2 separate regions of the Homo sapiens genome follow, and region 2 is linked to region 1. A link is a loop called in an ENCODE intact Hi-C map of the cell type or tissue named here. Cell type or tissue: Calu3. All regions are shown on one strand. Each heading gives the region's core, and the rest is flanking DNA. Links, peaks and the distances in the headings are about the cores only. Region 1 overlaps SPATS2L (spermatogenesis associated serine rich 2 like). Region 2 overlaps SPATS2L (spermatogenesis associated serine rich 2 like).

Evidence for each region. A loop is a pair of places that touch in the nucleus more often than their neighbours do. Peaks named below come from ENCODE experiments on the same cell type or tissue, not always from the same donor. Only the 100,000 strongest peaks of a DNase experiment are listed, where the experiment ranks them.
Region 2: a loop joins it to region 1, with 3 times the contacts of the local background. A loop is called at or near these places in 7 of 110 quality-filtered maps.

Annotation. Positions count from the first base shown.
Region 1 is chr2:200,371,005-200,382,879 of GRCh38, reverse strand. The region is part of intron 2 of SPATS2L (spermatogenesis associated serine rich 2 like); the gene reads right to left. It also overlaps the pseudogene RNY4P34. Among named protein-coding and RNA genes, the nearest start is that of SPATS2L, 70 kb to the right of the region's middle. RefSeq lists enhancers at 3,703-4,229, 8,703-8,752. In Calu3, for the core only: no CTCF peak of the experiment used is centred there; DNase peaks (open chromatin) are centred at 4,699, 6,021 and 8,593.
Region 2 is chr2:200,314,564-200,326,438 of GRCh38, reverse strand. All of the region lies in intron 1 of SPATS2L (spermatogenesis associated serine rich 2 like), which reads right to left. Among named protein-coding and RNA genes, the nearest start is that of SPATS2L, 14 kb to the right of the region's middle. RefSeq lists a silencer at 4,279-4,573. In Calu3, for the core only: no CTCF peak of the experiment used is centred there; no DNase peak of the experiment used is centred there.

The sequences.
Region 1 (11,875 bases), core at 1,562-9,561:
AATAATCTTTTCAAAAATATATTATTAATAATAATTAGCACACTTCTGGAGAACTTATAACGTACCAGACACTCTGCTAAGTGCTTGACATACATTTTTTTTCATTTTACCGTCACAACCCTACGAATAGAAATTAAGATTATCCCCATTTTTACATACGTGGAAACTGAAGCACAAAGAGATCTAGTAACTGCTCAAGGTCCCACAGTTAAGTGGCAGGGCCAGGACTCAAACCTAAGGCAGTCCAACTCAGCAAGCCCACGGCCATTGGGCTAACAGCACCTCAAAACCATCATAAACAAGTCACAGGGCTCACTGTCTATGAAATGCAGTAAGAACTCCACCAGGGGAATAAAACCGTTCCACGGGACCTGCCTTCTCAGGCCAGACAGGCCCACAGTATATGCCTTGCGCATTTGCAGGATGCACAAACTGCAGTGCGAAACCACTCCACTCACACAGGAATGGGCATAAATGAACTTGTTTCAAAGAAATGGCTATTTTTGGCTGGGTGAGATGGCTCACTCCTATAATCCCAGCATTTTGGGAGGCCGAGGCGGGTGGATCACCTAAGGTCAGGAGTTCGAGACCAGCCTGATCAGTATGACAAAACCTCGTCTCTACTAAAAATACAAAAATTAGCTGGGCATGATGGCGTGTGTTTGTAGTCCCAGGTACTGGGGAGGGGGATGGGGTGGGGCTGAGACAGGAGAATTGCTTGAACCCGGTAGGTGGGGCGGAAGTTGCAGTGAGCTAAGATCATGTCACTGCACTCCAGCCTGGGTGACAGAGTGACTCCATTCACCACAACCCCGACCCCACCAAAAAACGGCTGTTTTCCTGCAGCTTCCTACCTCAGGTGAAGGTGCAAAGAGTTGCAGTTAGTGGGCCCTCAGCCAACAAATTGTTTCTTGCGAGCTGTGATGCAGCCCAGTGGCTCTGTGACATTCTGGGGTCTAAAGGCATAACTAACTGAATTACTAACTTAATTACTAAGAGTAATTAAAGTGTCTGTGTACCTGACTTTGGTATAGCCTAGACAATGCTATTCAAAAATCCTGCATCACTATGATCACGTAGATCCTAAGACATTTTCTCATGGCTGCCTCAGAGGGGAAGAATCAGCACTGATTTTGTGCGTAGGAAGTCAATTATGCCATGTGATTTGAGAAGCAGCAAAAATCTCTCAGGCAAAACAGCATCCAACAGTATCTCTGAGTATGGCTTCTCAAGAGACATATGCATTTCTACTTAGTTGAAGGCATGCAATATATTACCTCTGGAAGAAGGCGCACTATCACAGACTAATTTATTTCATTCTCCTACTGCCGTCAATTGGCCCTTAGCAGACAGCAGTGCTCTGACAGGATGGGAAACAAGACAGGTACCCTTCGATAGGGAGAGTTGGAAGAACTTCACATCTGTCTATAAAGGGCATCATTCATCCTGACAGGCCACACTGTGGCACGAGGGCCTCAGATCTCCAGGTTGGAGGAAATGAACTCTGTGGTCTCTTTTGGCTCTCAGGTACTACAGGTTTGTACAGGCACTGGGAGTTGATGGAAACACTTATAAAAGGCGTGGGTGCTGTCTCCAATGATGTACAGTAGTAGGCTATTTCTCTGTACAGGTCACTTTTAAACCAGAGACTAACCATCCAGGGCCCTAAGCACAATCAGGGGCACTTGCATGCCAGCTGAAGAGGGAAACAAATGCTCCTTCTTCAAAACTGAGATTTGGTCTAAACTTAGTACTAGGTATGTTTTCTGTGGCCTAACTGTTAAATTGCCTAATTTCTCTTCCGTTTTGTCCCCTCCTCCTTTTCCCTCCATCCTTTGCTACTCCTTATCTGGCATGGTAATGACTCAGGTCTCTTATATTTCAAGTGTTTTTGCTCTTTGTTTCTGTGGTTTAATTTCCATAGTTTAATAAAAGTTCTTGTTCCTTAGAGGAAAGTCGCTTTAATTATTAGGACTGAGAAACATAAACAATGAAACAGGGTGGTGACTGAAATATGAATTTCATATGAATATACTTAGATTGGCATTTTTTGTTTAATTTGGAGAAAAAAACTCAAGGTTGCATTTTCATTCAAAGACATTTCAATGTACTCAACCCACTGTTAGAACAACTTCACTGAAAAGCATTTTAAGGGCAAATGTCAGAAAAAAATTTCACATTTAAAAGCTCTGGCTTGGCCTCTTTTGAAAAGCAGGGTTAGCCTTTGGTTTAGAAATGTCACTGCCTACTAAGTTCTTTGTGGGGGGAAGAAAGAAAATTGAATGTTTTATTTAAACAGGTCATTAACAGTCAATACTTATTTGAAAAGGCCTGCTTTCAGAGGCAGATAAAAGCTTCCAATCACTTAGAATATCACTTGAGCAGATCTAGGGCAAGATGTGCTCATGCAAGTTTGAGACCTTCATGGGAGAACCTCTTCACTCAACAGCCCCGAGTGCTGAGTGCTTGTATGGCAGGCAGAGTCATCTGCGTGGCGCACACTGTTGTATATGCTGCACGTACACGGCAGAGCAGAACACAAAACACACTTTATGGCAGTCCCAGCTTTGAATTTTCCATTTTAGTACTGGCAAATGCTTATGAATGAAGATTAACCATTTTTGCATAAAGTGCCAAACCACCTCCTCACAGCAGCAGAATGCAAATGGGCACAAAAGAGCAAAGGACAGCTAAAATAAATGCAGCGGATCTGAGGCAGTGCAAGCACAGGGGGAGGAGGACGCACGGCAGGCTTTATTAGCATTCACCTACGGCATGGTTTTTCTATTTAATTTGAAATTATTTCATTTCATAGGTCTCTGCTGGCTTGAGAATATAAATAAATGCCTTTTTCTAAAAGTGACCCAATGCTGGCTCCTATAAGGATCTGCTTCTGATTGCTGGGCTTTAAAGCAAACATGTGTTTCCATAGAGATGTGGGTGACCCGGACCTGGTGCAAGTACCCACTTGTATCAGCAACTCAATTATACTCGGTTCTTTCAAGATGCGATGATGTAAGCTCAAGTCTTTAAAATATGCCCATCCTCAGAGACATCTCAGGAAAGGTGAAGTGGCCAACGTTATGTGAAGCAGAGAAGAGGTTCAGCAGAATAAATGTCACCCTCTCCAAGCATACTGTAATTGGTTCTCTCCCTGCAGATCACACTGCTTTCCTCCCCCATCCCCCCCACCACCCGCTGGCAAATCCCAAATCCCAGAGGGGTTTGGACAAAAGATCAAACATAGTTCTTTATACTCCAGAGCCCCAAGTACTTTACCACAAACTCCCCAATGTTGAAAAAGAAATATGTGTTCCCTTTCTTCCTTTCCTTCCCCCATCTCTTTAGCTATGGGCAATTCCTACAGAAAGGGCAATGTTTTTTCTTATAATTTGACAAACATTCATTAAACACCGACAATGCACCAGGGTCTGTGGGGAATGCTGGCAGTGGTTAAAGCTACACTTACTGAACTCTTACCGTATACCCAGCAATGCTCTAAGCACGTTCCATGTATTAACTCCTTTTGTTCTCAGAATTGCCCTAAGCAGTGTGTACTTCTATTTTCGTTATCACCATTTTATAGAAAAATAAACATGAGCACAGAGAGGTAAGCTACTCACTAAGTCACAAAGTTATTCAGTACCTGGTTGAGCTAAGATTCGAACTTATATCTCCTGGCTCCAGAGCTCTTGGCCCCAAAGGAGCTTAAAGATCAATGATGAAGACAGATATGTACACAAAAACAAAGGAGAACGCCAGGCAAGGAAGTGGGGAAGGAAATGAGATTAAGAACTGGAAGAATTAGAGTTGGAATTCAGCTGGCTCAAGGTTTTGGGCACAGCAACACTGGGGCTGTGGTCTGTCCAGCTCAAAAGTCCCATCCCAGAGAGTCAGGCGCAAAGGTATTAGAGGCACGCTTGCTGTTAGCGGGGCTGGGGATGGGGCTGTATGCTTTTTAAACTTTTAATGGGATCTTTATAAGGACAACACTGCATATTCACGTCCAAAGAAAACATGGATTGTGGTTCTGCAATATAACTCTGAACCAGCAAAAAGAACCCCTAACTAAACCTGGCAAACAAAAGCTCTGTGTTTATAGCTAACTCTGGGAAGCTGGCTCGGTTGTCATGGAATAAAAATGTGGAAAAGGAACCCATCATCTCTTCACAGCACATTCTGGTTTCAAAAATCTCTGTTCCAACAAACTCACAGTATCCTAGTTCATTGAGTCAGAACACTCCTAGTAAACATTTAATAATTTTCTCAAAGTGGCAGAGAAAGTCAGTTTTCTTCCTAGTTCCTTGAAATGTCACTGGCACTGGCGGAACAAAAACAGTATATGATGTACTGCCTTAAACGCACTGGCACTTGGTGGGAAAGAAATACTGGGGAGTGAAGGCAGGGCTTGGACTTCCAGTTGGAGAGTACCCCCAGGCAGCCAGCCCCCTTTCCCACCCCATTACTGTTCTTCCTATGGCTTCCCAGCAAATGCAACCTCAACTCACTTTTTAAGGTTTCCTCGTGCTCCAAATCAGGGCTCTCAGTCCAGTTTCCAGCGACTGGCTTTCTCAGGAGGCACATAAGCTCTGTTCCCCCACTGGCCACCTTTATCAACTTGCTTTTACTGTGACCAGTAAGTCATCTCAATAGTGACGAATGTGGAGCCAGAAACCAGGGTAGTAGCAGGATCTTGGGCGTGGCTGAGTAATCAGCAGGGGGTTGGTGGCCTTGGTCACCTGAGCAACAGAAAGACTCACCTTCAGAGAGACTACTTGTTCCCTTTTTGTGAAACTGCCCAGTGTTTTTGCCTTCAGGGTCCTGTTAGTGAATGCCAGCTCTTCATCCTTCTTATCTTAGGGAAGGTATAGCTCTAAGACTGAACTTGCAACCTTTACACTCACTGCCCCTGAGGCTGAGAAGGTATAGGCTGGGACTGTAGTCATCATTCCAAAGGTCAGTTTCTGGGCATGATTGTCTGCTAAGGGCTTCTTATCTTCCAGGCGACACCAGGACAGGCATATCAATCAATTAGTACACATTCTTACACTGCACCCTGAAACCAGTTCCTGGTTCTACACCTAATTGAAAACATCTGTTAGCTAATTTTGCATTAAATGGAAAATGTAAAAACCATGTCTAGGGGTATACATTTTATTAAGGGGCATGTGCTCACACAAGGAAGTGAAGTTCTTGCCTGATCTTTATTCAGTTTAACGGCAAAAAGCCAGGGTGAGAAGCATGTGATAGAGTACATTTGGGGCAGAGTGGAGAGGGTTTTCTTACCTGTCAGACCTGCTCCATCTACACACACATTAGTCCTATATATGTTACCTGTTCACTGGTTTGAGTTTTAGAAATCTAACACATACATTCTACATGTTCTTAGAAAGGCTCACTTCCCTCTCAGATCAGGCCCCACCATCAGAGCCCATCTAGCTGACCACACACAAGCAGTTGGCCTAGAAAGCTGCTACCACCAGCCCTGTGCCTCTGTCACCAAGCACAGGATCTTGGGCCCTTAAGTAATCTCGCAGAGTAAACACTGCCTATTTTCTGCAATACAGATTCTTCCTTATGTTCTTATGACCGAAAACAAGCAATTACGATTCACCAAGATTGAATCCCAGCTCTACCTCTTACTAGTTTTGGGATTTGGGCAAGTACTTTGATCTAGGCCGTGTTTCCTCATCAGTAAAATAGGGATAATAATAGTAACTACGGCATAGCGTGGTAAGAAGGATGAAATGAGTTCATGTTTGTAAAGTGATTACAACAGTGCCTGGCACACAGCAAGTGCTATAAAAGTGCTATAAAAGAATATAAATAGATGCTCTCATAGCTCATGTGGTAGCTTTCCCACTGTCCTCATTTTACAGGTGAGAATCTAAGGATTATGAGGTTACCAACATGCATCCAGCCAGTAACGGAGCCGGCCCTTGAAACCTGACCTTCTGACCACAAGTTGTCCTGGTGTGGCTACACCCGTCCCTTTTCCAACTCATACTGTCACCTGATGGGAGAGGTGGGGTGACTCCAGAGAGGAGAGGGTGGCGGCCCGAAGCTAGGGGCCTGACTGCAGCCCTGCTAAGGAAATACGAACTCTCAGGGCTCTGTCTGTGTCCACAGGGTCATTTGTGTTCCATGCTTTTAAAACAGCTGCACTGGCAGAAGCAAATCCATTACTACAATACCACTTCTGCATAGAATGGATCGGAAACCAATGTCAGGTCACGATTTCCTGCCTTGTAGCTATCAGATGTGCTCAGTGCTTTCGTGACCAAATTCACAGCTTAAGGTACTTGTCTTCAAAGGACAACAAACAGTCATAACATAGAAAGAGCAAAGTTCAAATAAAGCCTTGGAGCTAATAAGGGAACAATCTAAAAATTACTAAACCTCTTTCCATACATGATTTCAGGTAATTGTATCAACATGAATAAAAGAAAGAATTCATATGATTTTAATTCCCTTTAGTTTATTCTAATGCAGTCACAGATAATAAAAACTCATTTTGATCATTTATTATATGCTCAGGATTCTAGGGGGTCATATTTACTATCTTAGTGAACTTTCCATTTCCAGCTGTAATACAAAATAGAAATTTGTCACCTGAAATATGCTGTAATGGGAAATTAATAAATAGTTTTAAAGTGCTTCAAATATACATGACTTTAACAGATTTAATACGTTACAAAAAGAATTCCTTCCTTTTAAAAAGACTGCTTCTGATAAATTCCACTTTGCCTTTCTCTCTTCCAAAGTTCCAAATACAATGCCTTTGACAAGCTAAGTGTTCAATGAAGACACATGGAAAGAAAGGAATAAATGTCCTCTCATTTTATTCTTCCTGTCTTGCTTGCAATGAATTTTTAATAATTTTTTCTCCAGTTTTTAACCCCTCATACTAAGTTATCACTTTAAATGCCACCCTTTTAAAACCAGCACTGTCAGGCTGGGCACAGTCACTCATGCCTGTAATCCCAGCACTTTGGGAGGCTGAGGTGGGAGGATCCTTCGAGTCCAGGAGTTCGAGAGCAGCCTGGGCAACACGGTGAAACCCTGTCTCTACTAAAAGTACTAAAATTAGCCAGGTGTGGTTGCATGTGCCTGTAGTCCCAGCTACTAGGGAAGCTGAAGTGGGAGGATCACTTGAGCCCGGGAGGTGGAGGCTGCAGTGAGCTGTGATCATGCCACTGGCACTCCAGCCTGGATGACAGAGTAAGACCCTATCTCAAAAAACAGAAAACCCAGCATTGTCCAATATTGTTCTAGCCACATCATTTCACACACCTTCCAATCCACTCTGCTCTTCCTCCCAGCATACCTCCAACCTTGCAATATCTTTTAGCCATTATCAGAGTCAAGGTCTAATCATAAGCACCCAAACCTTCTATATCATCCTTATTGGGCCTCATGTATCCCCTCTTTAACCTGGTAACTTGCCTACCATCTTTTACTGATTTTATTTCTTCTTACTGTAGAGCCTTATACCCAGGATAAAGTCACTAGACTATAGCTCTCTAGTTCCTCTCGATCAAAGCCTACACTTTTGTCCAAAAAAGAAAGACTGAAGTTAACCTTTTCTATGGAGTATGAAAAAAAAATTCATTTTCACCCAATGCTAAACACATTTAACCATTAGCCTCACTCCTATATACCCACGTAACTCCAGCACAGAGAGGGATTTTCATTGCTGTTGGCACCTACATGCACTTTACGGACGCTTCATAAACCACCTCATGGCCTGCCTTGGCCACACTCTTAGTTTGTAGCATAAAAGGATGGAGTGCAGACACACATCCTCTCTACTTTGCACGGAGCTCTAGCCTGCCCTATGGCTCAACTCACACTGGGGGAAGTTCAGAAAGTACCAGATGCTTCCAATGGTGTACAAGCATTAGCAATACATAGTTTAATCTCTTCCAAATCATTTTTCTAAAGATTGAATGAAACAAAACTTTTTTAGTACAGTGGCTCAAATAATGCACAGGCCTCTCAGCTAAATATAATACCATATATTATTTCCCTTTGGAAGACTTTCATAGTTATTCAATCTACCTAACACCAATTTTGAGGTGTAAATATATTAGGTTTTGATTACTTGTTTGGTGAAATAGGTCCATCTCTCACAGCTTTGGTTCCATTTATACCCATTCTTGGCCGATTCGTAGAGACAAATAATTAGGAATGTCTGTTTTATCTTACTAATGCTAACAATTTCATTATCTAACTGTGGAACATGTCCTTTGAGTGTGCTCCTCCTGGGCCAGACACTACATGTAGAGGGTGCCTGTGTGTGTGTGTCCCTGTGACAACTGAGACCCAATGCCTATTCTTGGTGGGGGTGTATATTGCCATGCACAGGGGGATCAAAACCAAGAGAAATAAGAATGTAACAAAATGGTCAACAAATCATTCTGAAATGACTACAACCATGTACATAAAGTGGCTTCTGGAGGGATGAGATGGCTTTAGTTTAGGTGAGCTTAATCAAAGAGGGCTTCAGAGAGGGAGTGCTCTTTTGCACTACTTTGAGGCAATACTGGCAATGATCGGAATGGCACTGCAGGTATGAGGAAGAGCGAAAGTGAAACTTCGCTTGCAGAAACAGTGACTAATGTGTAAAGCCAGAAATAAAACCTACCTGCTTAGCACACAAAAGTCAGTTAATAAATATTTACTGGGAGGCCACGATTTGTCTCTGCTAGATGCAATGTATTTAGTTAATTATGATGCAGTATAAATTTAAGATTGGCTCCTGCAGGGAGATAAGATTAGCAGGCAGTAAGCAATGAGATGACATCAGAAGGCAGTATTTGAGAAGGTGTCTATATGGTGTGGTTTACATTTGTTCTGTTCGTAATGCAGCTAGAGGTAATATCCTTGTTTCATTTTTCTTTTAGTAAATGGGAAAGTTCCTTCTCATCCTATCCCAGCCCAATTCTCCCTCCCACCCCACTGTCATTTTTGGTTACATGGTTCTGAATCTAGACCTTATGCATTTTCTCTATTATTCTTGAAATACTGAATTGAAAACAGGATCTTTTAAAATAACTTCAAATTGGTGCAAGCTGACTTTCAGTACTTTCAGTTTTGTAAAAATATATGCTTTAATCTAACAAATATTAAAGGACTCCAAAAAAATAAAATTATATAGGCGAGTTACACTTACCTCTAGGAAAGTAACTCATAAATTATATTTAAGATTCCTTTTGGTTTTATTTTTACCTGATTTTACATCCTGTGAGATGACTAACACCAAATATTACATAATTTACCAAACTCAGTCTGGAAAAAGAGATAACCAGACACTGAAAAGACACTCTTGTTTGTTTTACTAAATGCTTCTCTTAAAAATGCGAGGAGGTATTAGAAAAGAAAAATGTCTTCAAAACTTAATCTACATTTGTATCTATTTCTGAATGGCTACCAGCCAGTCTTTAAGTCTTGGTTTCATTTTTTGTTCCAAGCTTTCGAATGATACTTGACTAGACAGAATGCGACCCCTCTAGATGTTTCATACAGAACATAGGGTAAGGATGGAGGAAAGACTCTAATGGTCACAGTATTAGTCAGTTTTGTTCTTTTTTTTTTTTTTTTTTTTTTGTTAAGGCAGTCAAATTTAGCACAGGGGGATTATATGCCAACTTTAGTGACACTAATGTTAATAAGTTCTGGTAACCCACTACCATCAGACCAACGTAGTTAGTTTTTGAAGAATCCTAAAGCCATGCTGTATGGTGGGGAAAAATTAATTTAGCTTATGACAAAGCATTATCCTTCAAGCCTCTGAATAATCAGCCTCTTGCTTTACAAACACTTCTTGTGTCTGACAGCTCTGCCATGCCTTTAGCAATAGCTATCATTTACTGACCACAGTCATTCATTCATTCAGTATTCATTTTAGCACTTAGTGGGCACCTGCTCTGTGCCAGGTACCATCCTAGGTGCTGGGGATACAGCAGTGAACAAACCAAACAAAACCCTCTTTAGGCACCACACTGGATGATTCTATTTCACTGAGACCTCACAATGTATCTGCATGTAGGTATTATTATCTCCATTTTAGAGATGAGGGAACTAAGGCTTATATGTTAAGGCCCAGGTCCCAGAGCTAGTCAACAGCAAGGCTGGGACTGAAACCTCTCAAACTAACTCCGAAGCTGGTCCTCATTCCACTAGTCTGGTGCCATTGTTTTGGTTCAATACAAATTAAGGGAATATGTAGCTTAAAAATTATTTAGAGGGTTCATTCCAGTTGCAACATCTTAGTATTCACAAAAATTAGAATCGTAGATGTAAAGCTGGCTTGGCAAAAATGCCAAAGGGGGAAGGAAAATTATCAATGGGAGGAACAACATTTTCTCAGTGCGTTAAATTTTGCTCCCCACTTCCCAGTGAGGACAAACCACCATGGAATACCCTTTCCTGGGCCACATTCTTTCTTATCCATTCCTTAACTTACTATCTCCTTATGTTCCTTTCCCTTTATTCCTGTTACATTTGGTGTCATTAAAGGGCAGGTGAAGCTGTCCTGGGAGGTAGTGAGACTCCTGTCACAGAATCTGTTCAAGCAGAAGCTGGCTGGCCATTGAATGAGGATAATGGAGAGGGAATTCACTTACAGTTCGGGAAGATGGGGGACCTCTGCCTTATAACTCCAGAATTCCAAAGGGAGAAACAATGTTGTTTTTGCAGTCTTTTCCCGAGTTTCCCATGAGGCAACTAGAGTGGTCTCATTCTGTCTTAGTCATGTGTTGTCTGAAAGCTTGAAGCAAAAATTGAAGCCAAGTCAAGTCCAGCTGATACCTACAAGGCACACTCTCAGAAGTCAATTATTTCCTTTGGGTTTTTATGCCTGGGAGTCTGAGATGGTGATGGAAAGAGCCTTTCTTCCTGCAGGCAGGGCCAGAAATGCCTCAAATCTACGGCTTTGTTAGAAAACACGGTATGACTTACCGTTCAAAGCAAAATCTAAAGAAGCTGTTCGATGACACAAATATCTTCTAACAGATTTTGCATGTTTGGGTTGGTTTGTAACTCAACCCAACCTTCATGAGAAGCATCTCCTGGTCCTAATGTACCCACAATCTGCAAGTTGGTGAAGCTTCAACACTGAACTCAACATCCAGTAACTGTTTACTCTTCTGGAGTCCTGGGACTCTATGTATAAGGGAATTTATCCATTCCCAAATTAATTTGTAGATAAGACATTTTGTCTTGGCAGATCTTGAGAACTTTATTCTTGAGAGTGCACTTATTCCTCATTTGACATAGTCTGGAGTCTTCTCACCCTGAGATACATACTCCTGAGCTGTAAGTTAATCCCGCAGTCAATATCCTCATTAAATAGCCATCCAGACCTTGCTCAAACATATTCTACAATGGGGATCCATGCATCCTAAAAGAGCTTTTTCTGTACAAGTCTACTTGTGACTAAACCCTTAGCTAAGACGGAGGCAACTGCCTTCCATGAATGTGCTAGCTCTGCCTTCAGACACTCCTTAAACCTGGTCACTCTTCCAAAATTCTCAGATTCATCTTACGTATGCTTTCCTCTATCCTAGTACAGACTTGTTCATAGAATCAAAGGATGTCAGAGTTGGAAAGAACTTTATATAATACATTCCTAAATTAATTTGTGGATAAGACATTTTGTCTTGTCAGAACTTGAGAACTTTATTCTTCCCACCCTGAGATACATATATACATGTATATACTCAGTGGTTTTATTCATTTTTAAATGCAGCCTAAGATTGCATTTTCTTGATAATCACATCACGGTATACACTGATCATAATGAGCCGACAATCAATTAAAACCCCCAAGATTTCCTCATATGACCTGAGTCCCATTTCCCCAATCTTTACTT
Region 2 (11,875 bases), core at 1,238-9,237, 56 kb after region 1:
GATAATCCCTAGGGTGAAGGATTATTGGTAATTTTTCTTCTTTTTAATAATTTTCTCTGCTTTCTAAATTTTCTATAGTGAGTATGTACTACTTTAACAATCTGAATTTTTGTTTTCAATCTCAGAATATATTATGGAAAACAGCCTTAAAAAAGTGAAAAGGAGTTGGGCATGGTGGCAAGCCCTTGTAGCTCCAGCTACCTGGGAGGCTGAGGCAAGAAGATAGCTTTAGCCCAGAGTTCAAGGCTATTATGTGCTATGATTGCATCTGTGAAGAGCCCAAGACCCCATCTCTAAAAAAGTGAAAAGGCTCTGGAATCAGACAAACTTGGGTTCAAACCTCAGACTACACCCTTTCTACCTGGGTGCCCTTTGATAAGTTACTTAGCAGCTGAAGTCTCATGTTTATCTGGAAAATATAAACAATAGCATGTGCCTTGAGCATCATTTTGCCTGTGAGAGGTGAAATATTTTAAGTGCTTAGCACAGAGTAGGAGCCCAATAAATGGTTAAGTACTCACCTAGTCAAAGAACACAAGGAAGATAAGTGAGGCTTTTCTGATAACACATAGTAAATAAATGTGTTGGTGTTTATAAACTGATGCATCAGACTATTTGTTTATAGAAATACTGAGTTTGTAATAGGTGACTTCCAGAAATTGTCAAACAGTTAAAACTTCAGAGAAAGAGTAAGTAGAAATGGGCTTCTACTCCACTCTCCTTCCCATTACAATTATTTGATTATTAGATTCCTACAGTCTGGCCAGGGCGGTGGCTCACACCTGAAATCCCAGCACTTTGGGAGGCTAAGGCAGGCAGATCACTTGGGGCCAGGAATTCAAGACCAGCCTGGCCAACATGATGAAACCCCATCTCTACTAAAAATACAAAAATTAGCCAGGCGTGGTGGTGTGCACCTGTAGTCCCAACTACTCGGGAGGCTGAGGCAGCAGAATTACTTGAACCCGGGAGGCAGAGGTTGCAGTGAGCCAAGATGGCACCACTGCACTCCAGCCTAGGTAACAGAGTGAGACTCTGTCTAAAAAAATAAATAAATAAAAAGATTCCTACAGTCCAAGAATCTTGGATTCAGCTGTACCTGCCACTTTGCTCACATGTACCTGCTCAAAAATCCTTTGAATGGGACGGAATTTGGGAGAAGGATTAAAGCAGCTCTATTTGAGGATAGAGAAAGAAACCACAGCTATCACAATAAAAATATTTTCCATGTTGTCATTCCTTATGATTAAAGAAAGCAAAATAAATTATGGAATTGTTTAAATGAGGGGTAAGGTACAAGATTATAGATTCCCTGGCTTTTCTTTTTTTATGATAGCTATGTTGATGTTTTCATCCTTTTCCTCTGAAGGTAGTTCAATCAGGTTTATGATAAAATATATATTCTCAACAAAATATGGCTGTTGGGGAGTTGTTGCCCTTGGATATATGTTGCTGTACCTTGACTACAGCAAGAAATATTGATTTAACTGGCTTTAATATCAAGTCGGGTATTTGTTGACACATGGAAATGAAAAATATCAAAACCATGAAAAGCTTAATATATAGGTCAAATCCCATTTCAGCTCACTCCAAGGGACTCTCCAAAGTCTTCTGCTGTATTGAAATTGTGCTCTGCTGATACTTGCCTAAGTTGCTGGATAACAGAGATTTTCATTATAATGGAATTTGCCACACAAATGGATATTAGTATAGATTTTTATGAAGTAAAATTTATTGTATAGAAAGTACAACAGAAAAAAATTCACTGCATCTTCAGTTCTCCCTTCTCTCAACTCTGGAGACACATCTTGCTTCTTACCTAAGGCATGCACATTCTTTCCTTTCAAGACCTGATTTCCCTTTGTTCCTCTCACAGTGCCTGGTGCAGAGGAGACACTCAGGAAATAGCTGATGAGCTCAATGAAAGCTTTGGTACCAAAGCAAAGAAGGGAAATTCAGAATAGTTCCCTGTGTCGAAGGAGAAATAAAATTTAGAAATTGATTCCAAATGAGAATAGCAAGCAGGTTGACCCTCACCACCTGGCATGCTCAGAGAGTCCTGGGACCAGTGGGCCTTGGGTGGGCTCTCTACTGCAAAGCAGTCACAGAGGTTTGTCTAAAATGTCCAGCACTTAGCTCACACACTTACATCCCTCAGGAACTCCACAGAGACATTTCAATCATTAATTGCCTGAAACACCTTCAAGGTCCTACAGTATAGTCCAAGCAAGGGTGGTCAATGAGCAAATCCTGTTGTCTTAAGGGACTAAGATAAAGGGCGATCCACAGTGACTGTATGGGAGGCCATAAAAGCCAAGGAGGTCAGAACATAGCCGCCCAGGATAAGGGAGTCAGTGCAGCCCCAGGGTTGGGATTTACTCTCTTGCAGTCAGACCCAGAAGCAGTTTCTGAGCCCTTCACTACATCACCAGAACTGGGGGGAAGAACCAAGAGAGACCTCCAAAAACCTCTGCACGGATGCTACCCAGTGTCAAAGTTCCCAAATTCCCGTTCCCTTTCCTGTCCCCTCCAGCACTTGCATTACTTTAATAATAAAAGAGTTGCCTATAATTTTCTGTAATGCAATCTTCTGAAATCTTTTTTCTACCTTATAGTCTTTTTCTCTGAGCCTTTCTTATTGAAGAGTAAAATACACATCAAATACCAGTTTTGTTTCTATCTTAGAACAACATAATAGATCTAAATGCCTATTTCTATAAAGGTCTTTACTGTGATCAAAGGAACCACCTATTGAAGTCAAAAGGCCCCCTTCCCTCATTAGAGGAATATGCCCTGGGTGTGAGCATCCAAACTCTGAGAGACTCTAAGCTAGGCACCAGGGGTTTCCAGGGCAGTAAAAGGGCCTGTCCCATTATTACTGGATAAAGTCTAAGCAAAGAGTTAGAAGGGTCTGGTGAGGTTAGCCCCAGGAGTTATATATTTCTACATTTATCTTACAAATATTCCCATACTTCATTTGAAAATATTTTAAATGGTATATTGGCTCATGAGAATATTTAAAATATTCTCATTAAATATTTTAAATGGTATAATGGCTCAAGCCATTATTAATCACCTAGAAACAAATCATAAGCAAACTTTTGGGTGAACCAATGGTTTGCTCAATACATCTGACCCTCCAAATGATCTCTGACTATATAGTAGTCATTATCTCCATTTGAGAGCTGAGGACTCTCAGGGATAGGAAAGCTGTTTGCCCAGGGGTAGACAGCTACCACACAATGGAGCCATGCTGTAAATCCAACCTGCAGATCCCATAGCTAATTCTCTGTTCACAGTTCTAACTATTCACTAGTTGCATAGTAAGTTCAAATTTAACTTGCTAGTACCAACATGCCAAGTTGGTGGTCATGTTCTGTCGAGATTTGAAGCCTTTTTGGCCTTGGGTCCATAAGTGATACTGTTTCTCCCTTGCAAAAACTAAAATGACTGGAGGGAAACCAGAATAATCCTAAGACAAAAATGAGCAAGCTCAAAGGCTATAAAAATTCGAGATCTCAAAAACCAAAGATAGCTTTCTTGACTAGACAACAGTTGGTTATAAACTCTGCAACAAAGTACCTCTCAGATATGAAATATTACTCCTAGAGTTGGGTTTTTTCCCCCATTTTTACTAAGAATTGAAACCCACAAAATGACAAATCAGGATTACCCTATCAAAAGACAACTTCAATTGCTCCTTTGTTCTAAGAAACTGTGTGTTAGGTACTGACTGGCAATACCTGTACCTTGATCTTCACATTAATTATGCATTTTTCCTACAAAATTGGCTGCCACAGTACACACTGTAAGTCAGATTTGAGAGCTGCCAAGAGAAATGTTCCGAATGGCTGACTTTTTAAAGACAACTTGTCAGTTCACCAAATAATTCTTTGAGGGCTTATCCTAGTATACTTTGTCTCTCGTATACCTATACTTATACCTATAGCAATTATTACAGCTCTTTCCTGATGTATCAGCTTACAGCAAAGGCTAAAGAGGTATTTTTTTACATTCAACCCCTGATATACAAGTAATGAAACATACAATTCCTTTGACAGCATCAATTTACTTTGGCTGTTGTTATTGCTTAATTCCTAAACTGACTTATGTGAAATACCCTGATTCCTGGGGAGATAAGTGATTCTGGCTTAGTCCGTACAACTAAAACAAAGAAGAGTTTCATATTATCAACTCAATGAATATTTTCTTCCTTGAGGTTTCCTTTCATCAAATAATCATATCAATGCTTCATTTCCTTTAGTTAACACCTTATTTTAATGAGGCTTGATTCCAAAACATATAAGAATACACACACGCAAGAGGTACTATATTGAGTAAGTCAAGCATTCCAGCCAAGTATCCTATCTTTCATGTGGCACCAAGTGACATTTTGTAGAAGGCACAATGCTAACTATTCATTCTGCAAGCCTCAAAAAGATAGGCATGAACTACATGCCAGAATGGAAAAAGCATAAGCTTTGAAATCTGACGCTGGCTTCAAACACCATCTCTACCACCACTATCTCTCTGTGACCTTGAGCGAATGACTTATCTCCCCTCAGAGCTCTGTCATCTGAAAAATGGGCGTAACAGACTTACCTCAAAGGGGATGTGAAAGTTAAAGAGAATTTTATTGTAAAGAACATAGCATATAACCTGGAACATTAATAGACACTAAAGAACTGTAAGTTTTTTTCTGCCTCTCCATAAAATGCGATTAGTAATTCACTTTGAATTTGTTGTCTATTCACAAAACATAATGTAAACGATATCAGCTGTGGTGTTCTTTGTGATCACAATAAATTAAAAATTGTTTATCCATAGAATAACATTAAAGCACATTCATATACTGAAATTTATGCAGTCATTCTAAATATTTTTCAAATAATATTTTATGACAAGGAAATTTTTACCCTATAATTTAAGTGAAGAAAGCAGAAAAGAAAACCTGCATAATAAAAATAGTTCACATTTGCTGAGCATATGCTATGGTCCAAGAACCATGCTATGTACTTTATCTGCATTATCTTATTAATTTTTACAATAAACTTACTAGGTATATAGTATTATTATCCTCATTTTATAGAAGTAGAAATTAAGGTTTAGAGAGTTTAAGGAATTCATAGTCACTACGTAAGTTGTATAGCCAGAGCTGAAATCTCCAAGTGCCTGATTCCAAAGCTCTTTACCGACTATGTCATGCTGATTCTTCTGTACAAACGTCCTGGGTCCACCAAGAGCTAGTTTAAAACACACAAATATACACATGCACACACACTCACAACCTCACACAAATGCACATCTGAAAGGGAAACACCAAATGCTAACAGTGACAATCTCTGAGAGGTGGAATTTGAGCTGACTTTTAATTTTTTATCCATTTCAGTAGCTTCCAAATTCAAAGAGTATGTATTATTTTTAACATCAGATTTTTTTTCAAAAAAGAAAATGCATGAAAGTACTCTGAAAAATATAGACACAAATACTAGTATTTTTATGAAGCACTCATTTATTCCTTGATATATTATAGATTTGTGTTTCTTAAGAATACTATTCTTTTAAATTATTTTTTCTATCTAGTCCAAGGCAGAGAACATGTTTTTAAAAAAACTATTTTGTACATGAGTACAATAAAATATAGCACAGAAAGCACCATATGTGTTACTTGACAGCTATTTGACATTAATATGAGAGTCAAATAATTTGTGTGGGAAGAAAAATAAACCTCTTTTCAAATAATACAGAATTTTCAGCTTAGTGAAAACACATCCATTAGTGACACAATGCCATCAGAGCTCTCTCTGTCATGGTCACGTTACTGATACTGTCATGGAGCCATCTACACAGGCTGGCACACTGTTAGGACATGCCTCAGCCTGACGACTCTGTCCCAGGAGATGAGAATATCATGATGTGCTGGAGTGACACCTATGGAGTAATTTCCTGTCACCCCACCAATTCTCTTTAAGAGTAATGATTCTGTAAAGAGAATAGAATGATGTATTACATAGCAATTCCTTTGAACCAAACAAGTTCATGAGTTGAAATGATAGGTGAAGTTTGATTTTATTTTACAAAATTATTTTCTCTTAGATACATTAAAAATAAGGTGACTTAGATATGCTTTTTCAAGAAATTTTTCAGAAGAAAAATTAATGCAATCTAAAAATTACTCTCATGAATCTTATTCTTTATCATAGAGTTCTACTGTGTGGCAATAAGTAGACCAATAATGATCTCATTACTAAAGCATTTGACTAAGTCTTTCCCTGACTCTATGCTCTTGGATAACAAAGTAAACAAGTGAAAGACTGTCAAGCTAGTTTAAAAAAAAAATTCACATACTGATGTTAATAATTCTCTTGCAGAATGTCACAGGGCCCTATCTTTGGCCTGTCTTGGTCAACATTTTATCAACGACAAAGTAACATTTCCAAGTGTGCAATTGATAAATAAGTAAGAGTCTAACATCATTAATATATCGAATTTAAAAATTTTAGAATTCAAAGCTGTCTTGATAAAGAGGAAAAATAATTTAACAAAAAGAGACAAAATGTAGAAGGATAAATGTATGTAAAGTCCTCTAAGTAGGCACACATGATTCACTGCTCAAGTAAAGAACAAAGGAGACCTGGCTTTGTAGCAGTTGTTAGGAAAAAAGGCTTGGAAGTTTTCTTTAGCTTCGTATGTGAACAAACAATGTGCTGTTCCTGATTTACATGTGAGGCCCACACAATATTTGACTAGATTAATAAAAGAGTGCCCTGATCAAGGGAGTGAATAGCAGCCTGGTGTTTTCTACTGTTCAGAATACTCAGTCAGGAGTAGGCTGTTGCATTCAAGATGCTTTTTTTTTTTTTTTTTTTTTTTTGAGGTGGGGTCTCGCTCTGTCACCTAGGCTGGAGTGCAGTGGCGCAATCTTGGCTCACTGCAACCTCCACCTTTGGGGTTCAAGCAATTTTCCTGCCTCAGCCTCCTGAGTAGCTGGGATTACAGGCATACGCCACCATGCTCAGCTAATTTTTGTATTTTTAGTAGATACGGGGTTTTGCCATGTTGGCCAGGCTGGTCTCAAACTCCTGACCTCAAGTGATACGCCCACCTCGGCCTTCAAAATGCTGGGATTACAGGCGTGAGCCATAACATCCGGCCAGATGCACTATTTTTAAGATGGCATTGATAGAGTAGTGGGTGCCTAGAGGAATGTTAACAGGATGAGAACTATCAGTTAAGAGAACTAGCACTGCATAACCCTGAAAGGAGAAGACTTCGAGGAGGAGATACAATAGCTATGGTCAAATATTTGAAGAGCGACCACACAGAAGGTGCATATTTATTCTGTGGCATTCAAAGGGCGGATGGAAGACCAACAGGGAAGCTGCAGGGAGGCAGGTTTCAGTGCACCACTGGGGAAGAGGTTTTACAAATATCTGTGTCCACCTGTGCTTGATGGAGTATTGGTCCAATCACAAATAACATGAAGTCCAAATCGAAATGGGCTTAGGGTCCGGAGCACTGCAGACTACTGTCATTAGCATTATTTGGCTTCATAAAATGTTGACCAAACTCCTCGTTCCTGGCTGGTTCAAATGGCAACTGGGATAATGTGGAAAGAATTCCTGCATTTGGTGAGATGTTAGACCACAGTATCCATTTTCCGTTTCCATTGTCTGCTTTCTACACGTGTAATTTCTTATCACTGAGTTTCATGAAGATACTCCTAGTACACACATGTAAGTAATATCTAAATATGCCTCACCTTAATAAATGAGGGGAAAATGTAAATTTAAATGCAATCGAGAAGAGTCCAGAAGGTGAAATTCCACAAAAGTTTTCATATTATAAATTAGTGCTGCCATGGAAACCTTAGTTGATATCATCCACTGCAACCGAAACAGTTCTTGTTCAGGGAGTACCAGAACAATGAATGAGTTCATATATTCAGTGCTACAAACCAGCACTAAATAACATTTTTAATGCCATTATTTCTAATTTTTGAGGACGTAGATTTACATGGTCTCCTTGAGTGTTCATGATTTTGATATGGCACTAAAATTGAGGGTATGGAATTACAGTGGTGTGATCAATTGCATCAAGAGCTGACCAAGTCACTGGAAGCTCAGTACATGTACTGAATCCACCATTCAGATTCCACAGGAGAAATAAACGAGAAAGGAAAAAGACCTGCCAGATCAGGGCATTTGCAATCACAGTGACTGGCATAACATCTTCCCCTTTTCCCTTAAAAAATTACAGGACTGACCACATTCCTACAATAAACACTTGTCGATCAGGGCAGTATGTGAGATCAGACTCTCTGCTGTTTACAGCACTTCAACAAATGGGTTTTCTCAGTTATGTACTGGTAATCACTACAATACGTGAAAGTCAGCCCACACTGAGAACAATATTGCCTCCAATCAAAATCATTCTTACCTTAGCATACTAAAGCTTTTTCCCTCTTGTAAGCAACAAAAGCTACAACAAAAGAACTTCCCAAACACCCACAGCTAAGGAAAAAACTGCTCCAACAAAATAAGTGTGAAAAATCTGTCCCTGGTGTCCAATTCATATATAAATCTTCTTTTTCAGGATATTTTAGTGGCTTTATTTGTAATCTATCAGCAAAGAATAGAAATAAAAGTTTATTTTGATGGCAGTGCACCTGACTATTCAGAGATTCAAAAACCTGCTTTGTTAATTGTTATGCTATCCTGGCAGAGGATGTAAACATGCCTTTTTTCCAAGGCTTCATGCTGTACCTATAATCTCAGATGAATATTTTCACAAATGCAAAGCATAGGGAGAATGGGACTTAGGCAAAATGTGAAGGCAACTTCCTTCTGGTCCTTTGTCACCCTTGGCTGGGTAAAATCTGGGCCCCTTGCCCCAGATTTCATATCCTCTTCCTGATCAGTCTCAGGGAAAGGTCTATAAAATTATTCAACATAAGGAGGGTGAATTGAGATATACTGAGATATGAGGATAAGTTTGACTTACCACCTCCATAGCATTTGCATTTTAGGCCCTGGTGCCAGGCACTTTATATTTTATCTTATTTAGTCACAACAAAATCATAACAGAATTGTAGGCGTTACTCACTTTGCTTCATACATGAGAAAACTGGGGTCCAGAAAGATTAAATAACTTGCTCAAATTCATATAGCCAGCAATGGCATGACTCAAAATCAGGTCTTTCAAGTGCCAAAGCCCGTCCTCTTTTTCTTCTAAATCATACTGGTCATAGGAAACTAAATAGAGTTTTTATAACGTAGGCTTTCACATATTGGAGAGCAAAAAAGAGAAACTTGATATTTGAAGTGCCCTTTTCAGCAGTATGGATTCTGAAACCACAACATAAAGGCGGCCACCTTTCTCATACACACATAAGACCAACCTTCCCACTAGAGACAAAGATATGAATGCACCATAATTTAAGAAAATCAGCCCTATATCTGTCTTCCTTTCTCCTTCCAAGTTGTACAAATGGGACTCAGAGACCAGCGGGACTGCAAACTAGCAAGAATATTTGCTCTCAGGGGTCTGGAGCCAGGGAAAAGCCAAGCTCCAGGCAAATTATTCAATTCTAAATATCTATCAAGTTTCCTGACCCTTGCTGGTAGTTCTCAGTACTAAAGAGGCCTAGAAGGGAGTAGCAGTGGCCCAACCCTAGGGACACTACTGTCCCAAGAAGGCTTGGAGAAACATGACAGGATCCTTAACTAAGACAACTTGGGGTCCCTCCACAAGAACACAAATCCAGGACTTGGGAATGCAGGAGACAAGGTGGAACCCAGTACAAAAGTGAAAACTTGTTTACCCAAGAACAAGACTGAGTTATGGCTACCTGGCTAAACTACCTGGACAAGGCAAACTGCATGGTTGGTCCGCGAAGTCGCTAAGCCTCAGATGAAAGGAAGCTGTATGCCCTCTGGAAAGGGCCTAAACTGGTCCTAGATCCTGCGAATGAGGGAGAAATAATCACATCAAGGTAGTTACCACTCCTCTCAGGCCATTTTCTATAATGTAGGACTTTCAAACTTCTGTTTTTAGCACAAGAACCTTTGCCCCTAACAAAATCTTATACAAAATGCCTACTCATGAAGCAAATAAAAACAGCCGCCCAGGTTGAAACCAAGAGAGGAAGTTCTCAGAATTTAAGAGTCCAACAGACTACAGCAGGCAAACCACCACTAGAGAAGACACTGAGTCACACTGCCTATCAGATTTCACTGGAATCTAATCCCACTGGACTGTTCTCTTTATAGTCACAGTTTCTTCCCATCACCTCTTCCAGGAGGGTTCCCCTTCCTGATCCAACCTGGTAAGATCTGGTTTCCTATCACAGGTTGGCTTTTCCATCGTGAACACATAAAGCTCTGCATATCTCTTTTTTTTTTTTTTTTTTTTTGAGATGGAGTCTCACACTGTCTCCCAGGCTGGAGTGCAGTGGCACGATCTCCCCTCACTGCAAGCTCTGCCTCCCAGGTTCACGCCATTCTCCTGCCTCAGCCTCCCGAGTAGCTGGGACTGCAGGTGCCCACCACCATGCCAGGCTCTTTTTTTTTTTTTTTTTTTTGGATTTTTGGTGAGACGGGGTTTCACCGTGTTAGCCAGAAGCTCTGCATATCTCTTAAGGCAACAGGTGCTATCTTCCAGGTCTTTCTGACAGTCCGTATGCCCTTCCCTCAAAGCCCTTCAGGCCAACTCATCCACAGATTACTGCCCTCAGTGTCTTAAGGCATAACTAACTTCTGTAGAGCCCTTATCAGTGTGGGTCACATCATTTTGTTTGACACATTATGACTGTATGGTGTGCATAATATTCGGACTCCAGATTCGTTGATTCATTAATTTGTTCAGGATCCTACAGCCAGACAGTAGGGGAGTTGGGACTTAGCCCACTAGGAAGAATCAACGGCAGGATGGGGAATCTCAGAGACCTGGCTCTCAGGGTTTCAGCTGGTGCCTCACAAATAGGAGGCTTCCAGGGAATGTGATTCCACTTTCCCTTCCCTTGTTCCTCCTGTCTACCTCAAATCCTTCCTCTACCATACCACGAGAATTCCTGCCTCCCACTTCTGATGATGGCTGGGTGGGCCTGCTGAGACAGATGTGCTTTAATAGTGCTTTCCACACTATGCCCATTGTACATGTAACTCCTGGCTATAGCGTTCAGAAGCTGTCTCTCCAATTCTGAATCTTATCCAAACATTTCATACCTCTGGACTGAAAAAACTGAGCAACTGCTACTTCTCTATGCCAATAGGGCTGACTTAATCATTCAAAAAGCTCGTGGGCTTGGCTCGTACAGGATGCATCTCCTGGGAATGAGATGTTCCCTAACAATGCTGTCCAACAGAACTATAATGTGAGCACACAGGTGATGTTTAATTTTCTAGTAATCACATTTTATTTTATTATTTCTTTATGTCGCATGGTAACGTCCACTAAGTAATCACATTTTTAAAAATAAAAAGAAATATGTGAAATTAATTTTAGTAATATATTTTGTTTAACCTACTATATCAAAACTATTGCTGTTTCAACATGTAACCAATATTACAATTTGTTAAATAAGAAATTTTACATTTTTTTATATAGTCTCAAAGCATGGTGTATTTTACACTTACGCACATCTCAACTTGGACTAGCTGTATTTCCAGTGCCCAACAGCCACATGTAGCTAGTGGCTACAGTACTGAACAGCAGGTCTATCATCTCGCCTCTATTCCCATCCCTCCTATCATTTCTTTCCTTTAGTGGAGATGCTACGGGCAGGGGCAGACAGTGGGGACCAGGATCATTAGAGGAGACTGACACACACCTGAAGGGAAGGCCCAGATCACAAAGAAGCTTTCGTGCCATGCCA